Regions from separate parts of the Homo sapiens genome. Here region 1 is linked to region 2. Evidence: read pairs that join two places in POLR2A ChIA-PET (ENCODE). Cell type or tissue: Panc1. All regions are shown on one strand.

Region 1 (2,500 bases), 210 kb after region 2:
AAAATAATTATGTGAAATACATGGTGCATGGCCAACTGCCCATGAAAGTTGGTGTGGCCTTCTGAGCAGGTTGTAGGATGTCTAGCAGTAATGATTCTAAAGATTCTATAACTTTGTACTTAGCTACACTTTGAGAGTTCCTGAATGAATTGAATACCATCAAATACACCTAGACTGGGGGACCCCATGATGTTTTTTTCCAAATTCATCCTCACAAACTTATAATCGACCCATACAATATCCCTAATTGATTTTGAACAGTGATGTTATGGGCAGGTGTGTGTTTGTTCTATAAAATTTCTGGGAATAAGATCCTTGACCTCATTGGTGTCCCGAGATAGTAGAAAGGCTTAGTCAAAAATCTGCTAATGTTCCTGGGCACCTCTGGCCATGCGTTATGGCAGTGCACTTGGTCAGGTGGCTAAGACTCAAGGCAACTCCCAGCACTCCCCTGGAACCCTGGGCAGAAGGCCCTTGGTTGCAATGTGGGCAAAAATGCGGTGCATTCCAAGACACCTACTTTTGATCAAGAATATAACGTATCTTTTCTCTGGGGCAGCAAAATTCAAGGATCCTTCTCAGACATTTGAAATTTCTTCTGAGGGTCTAGAATATTCCTTTGCTCTTGTCGTTTACGCTTGTCTTGAAACAGACTAAGCAGGTGAATGGCATTGACAAATGTAAAATCTCTGACAATTTAGAGAGAATATTAAGAAAAATGGGGAAAATGAGAATAAAAGTAATCCTTATTCTTTCAAATATAAAGTCTTTATGTAAATTTTATTACATAAAAATGTAAAACTAATTTTCTGATAACACATTATTTAAGTATTGTTATTTCAGGCAATAATTAACTTTTTACTCATTTAATTTGCTCATTTTTATGGCAAGCATTGTATCTCTTATTATAAAAAAGTAAGATCTTTTAGGCTGGGCATGGTGGCTCACGCCTGTAATCCCAGCACGCTGGGAGGTCGAGGCGGGCAGATCATGAGGTCAGGAGATCGAGACCATCCTATCTAACATGGTAAAACCCCGTCTCTGTTAAAACTACAAAAGAAAAAAGAAAAAAAAAATTAGCTGGACATGGTGGCACATGTCTGTAAACCCAGTTACTAGGGAGGCTGAGGCAGGAGAATTGCTTGAACCCAGCAGGCAGAGGTTGTAGTGAGTCGAGATCGTGCCACTGCACTCCAGCCTGGGCAACTGAGCGAGACTCTATATCAAAAAAAAAAAAAAAAAGTAAGAGTTTTTAAAAGCAAATTCAAATCCATTAATTTTAGATCTCTATTAAAGGCAGAAAATCTAAATCAATGACTTAAATTAGACAGGAGTGGGGCTTTGTGCAAACAAGTACATTCGGACAACATGAGAGCAGTATTAATCAGGCTTAATCTTTCTCAAAATGGGTAAAAAGCATTATAAATCTGTTTATGTTCATGAACCTCGTAACTTCATTTTGGGAATATGGTGCATGGAACAATCTCTAAGTAAAATAAATGCAATACAAAGATGGTCATTTGCAACACCACTTATAAAATAAGAAAACTGGAAACAATCAAGTCCAATTCCTGCAAAATAGTTAAACAAATGACACCACAGCAATAGTGAAGTATAACAGAGCCATTAAAAGACAGAATTCCTTACCCATATTCTCATATGGCAACCTACTGCATGTACATAAAGCTGAGCATAGTCAGGTCCTACATATTGTCCACACAATATAAGAGTGACCATTAGGACAACAACCAAGGCTAGAAAAGAATTTAAAATAAGAATTTTATAGTATATTAAAATGGTTTAAGTTCTTTTTCTTTAAAAAAAGGGGGGAAAGGCAGTGTGCCATGGCTCATGCCTGTAATCCCAGCGGTTTGGGAGGCCAAGGTGTGCAGATCACCAGGTCAAGAGATTGAGACCATCCTGGCCAACGTGGTAAAACCCCGTCTCTACCAAAAATACAAAAATTAGCTGGGTGTGGTGGCAGGTGGCTATAGCCCCAGCTACTTGGGAGGCTAAGGCAGTAGAATCGCTCAAACCCAAGAGGCAAAGGTTACAGTGAGTCGAGATTGTGTCACTGTACTCCAGCCTGGCAACAGAGCAAGACTCCGTCTAAAAAAAAAAAGGGAGGTGGGGGAAGCCTAGAAAACAGATATAAAGTATGTAACATGATCTCAAATAGTATTGATGTATGTTATGACTAGAAGGGGAATACAACATTTCAACAGTGATTATCTCTAGTTGAAGAAATTGCAGGTGATTTTTTTCCCTTATGCATACATTTATATGTTTTAATACTGCTCTGCAATGAGCATGTAGAACTTTTATGATCATAATATTAATCATGTTTTTAAAAGCTGAAACTATAAACAAATGAACTTCAAGGAATTCATTTTAAACAGGAGAAATAGGCCAAAATGTGAACAGAATAAGTAATTTATATTATTGTAGCAAGGAAAATTACCAGGTTCTTCACAACTTTGTATCATCCACACTGCCAAGC
Region 2 (2,500 bases):
ATGTCAAAAGTGAATTATTAATCCATGCCAGAAATAAACATATGGACCCAATTACACTCTAACTCCAATGGGCAAGAGTGTTGTAGGGACAAAGTGCTTTGCCCGTAGTACTTCATAGAATCCTCTAGACCATGTGGAAGGTGAGCAGATGAAGCAGCTCTGGCCAGAGAAGTTAGGAACATGTCCCAGTCACACAACTGAAACTGCAGGAAGTCAGTCCTGGGATTAACTGCAGGATCTGAACACTGTACTCTTTATATTGTACTTTAAAAACATTGCTTCACATGGCCAGAAAAGCCAACCTCTGAAGAAGAGAAAAATTGTTCCCTTCACTCTCAGAGCTTCATGAGCACCTTGGACTTGCCAGCTTTCCTCAAGCAACCCCTGTAACTTGTTGGCACAAAATTAACCACAATATTCAGACAAAGCAGTACTTACAGGGTGAGTGCTAGTATCCTATGCAACTAGGGTAGCCTGAGAATCTAGGGGAAAAAAAGCTAGACCAAACAAAAGATTATATATAATCTTTCCCCAAATCAAGGCACTGAGCAAGGCAGGCCTGAGAGATGGTGAATTTCTGCTTCTACTGAGAGTCCTCCAGACCCCCAGTAAAAATTTCTTTTCATCATAAAACCAGAGAAACTCTTGCTCAGGAAAAAGAAAGAAAAATGGAAATCATAAAGATTGCACGACTTAGGATTTTGTCAAAATGTGTCAGAGGCTATAATATAAGGCTAGTTTTTGGCATTCTGTCAGTCACTGAATGTCCTTCGTCAGATCACAGCTCCTTTTGGTTGTGCTGACTTTATACCCATCTGGAATCCACTGACCATTAGCTGAAATAAAATCCCAGATGTGCTCAGATCTCACATCCTGTGCAATGCCCTCAGTTATTGCTGATACGGTTCAGTCATCTGTCTCTCCAGCTAATCATACAGACACAGTATTCTAGGAGAAGTGAGAACCCACTCATAGCCAGGAGAGCTTCTCCCTCTCAGTCACAGGGTGACTGTGGGCAAGGTCCTTCCCCTGTTGGTTGCCTCTGTCTCCCCAGTTATAAGATGGTGACAAACTGACCAACTTAAAATTTCCTTAAAATGTATTGGCACTGTGGACAGAAATGAGGAAAGTGGAAGACCTAGTTTCTGTCCTCAGGGAGCTTACCATTTGGTGGAAATAAAGTTAAACAGGTGAAAGAATTATGCAAGAGAGCATAACCAAGTGTCAGAAGACAGGAAAAACAGACATCTCGATTGCATGTGAAGGCTTCAAGGAATTTGAGGATGAGTTGAATGTGGAAAAGAAGATAGACAGAGAGAGGGGAGAGGAGAGAAACCCAGGGAAAGGCAAAACATGAGCCAGGTGTTTAAAGTGGGGGAATAAGAATGGCTTGATTGGGGCCAGGGGAGGGGTCTGTCTGCTTGGATAAGAGAATTCATGAAAAGAACAGTGAGAGATGAGGTCGGACAGATTCCAGGCAATCAAGTAACAGTGGCACTGTCCACTGGCAGAAGATCCAATTTTTCTGCCCCAGAAACTCAGAAGTTCTCATGAATCACCCTCTCAGACAGTGCTAGACAGAGTTCAGAAGCAGGCCAGCTCCAACAGTGAGAAAGAACTTTGGCAACTTTGCCTGGGTTAGAGAGTGGCAATTTAAGTGAATCCCAAACAAGACCTACTGTGGCAATAGCAAATAGATTTTAGCTCAAGGAACATTTCCCATTGACTCCTAGAGGCTTCCCAAAATGCTGTACTAAGAAGTCAAACCTTGGCTCAGGTATGGAGAGTGCTGTGATCCATTAGTGATGTCTGCTATGGGCACAATATGAAGGATTTGACCCCCATGCATCACATGGACATCACCGTAGTGGAGCAGCAGGCTTTCTTTGTTAATGTTTCTGAGAGTTGTGTGTATAGTCCTCTGGGAGTTTAGCCATTCTAGAATCTGTCCAGCTAGCCATACTATAGACTCTATCTCCTTCTAGAACAGTAAAAAAGCAGTCTCTTGCCCAGAGGGCAGAGGTTAGTCACTTGAGCCTTTTGTTAGGATTCACTCCCATTCTGTCTTCCCATTTACCCACATGAAGTTAGATGCTGGGAGCCAGATATTTCCTGTGTTTGAACAAGGGCCAGACTTCCTGGCAAAGGGTCCCTTCTTCCCATCAGTTTCTTCAACTGCAAACTGAGAAGACAAAAGTGATGCCTCACCCGTGGTGGCGACAGGAGGAATAACTAGCTAATGCGAGGAAAGCTTTTGAAGATGAAAGGGTGGTATGTGCATGTTAATTACAACTTTTATCAGCCCTGGAGCCTCTGCATTCTCAGCTGCCACTGGAAGCTCTTCTGTGCCTCCCAAATGCAAACAGCAGCCACATTCCATGAGCTGGCCTCACTAAGTCCTGCTTAGAGCATCCAAGTCAAGAAGGTTGGATTTTGAGCTCAGGCTGGCCAGCTGGCTCACTCTGGGCCACTCAAGTTTCCCACTACTCATCCCCAAGGG

What was found. Peaks named below come from ENCODE experiments on the same cell type or tissue, not always from the same donor. Only the 100,000 strongest peaks of a DNase experiment are listed, where the experiment ranks them.
Region 1: POLR2A ChIA-PET joins it to region 2 with 7 read pairs; 3 of 35 experiments call an interaction of 5 or more read pairs at or near these places.

Annotation. Positions count from the first base shown.
Region 1 is chr11:35,356,032-35,358,531 of GRCh38, forward strand. All of the region lies in intron 1 of SLC1A2 (solute carrier family 1 member 2), which reads right to left. Among named protein-coding and RNA genes, the nearest start is that of SLC1A2-AS2, 62 kb to the right of the region's middle. In Panc1, no CTCF peak of the experiment used is centred here; no DNase peak of the experiment used is centred here.
Region 2 is chr11:35,149,803-35,152,302 of GRCh38, forward strand. The region is part of intron 1 of CD44 (CD44 molecule (IN blood group)); the gene reads left to right. Among named protein-coding and RNA genes, the nearest start is that of CD44, 12 kb to the left of the region's middle. RefSeq lists a silencer at 1,709-1,939 and an enhancer at 1,960-2,500. In Panc1, no CTCF peak of the experiment used is centred here; no DNase peak of the experiment used is centred here; H3K4me3 peaks cover 117 bases; H3K27ac peaks cover 2,500 bases.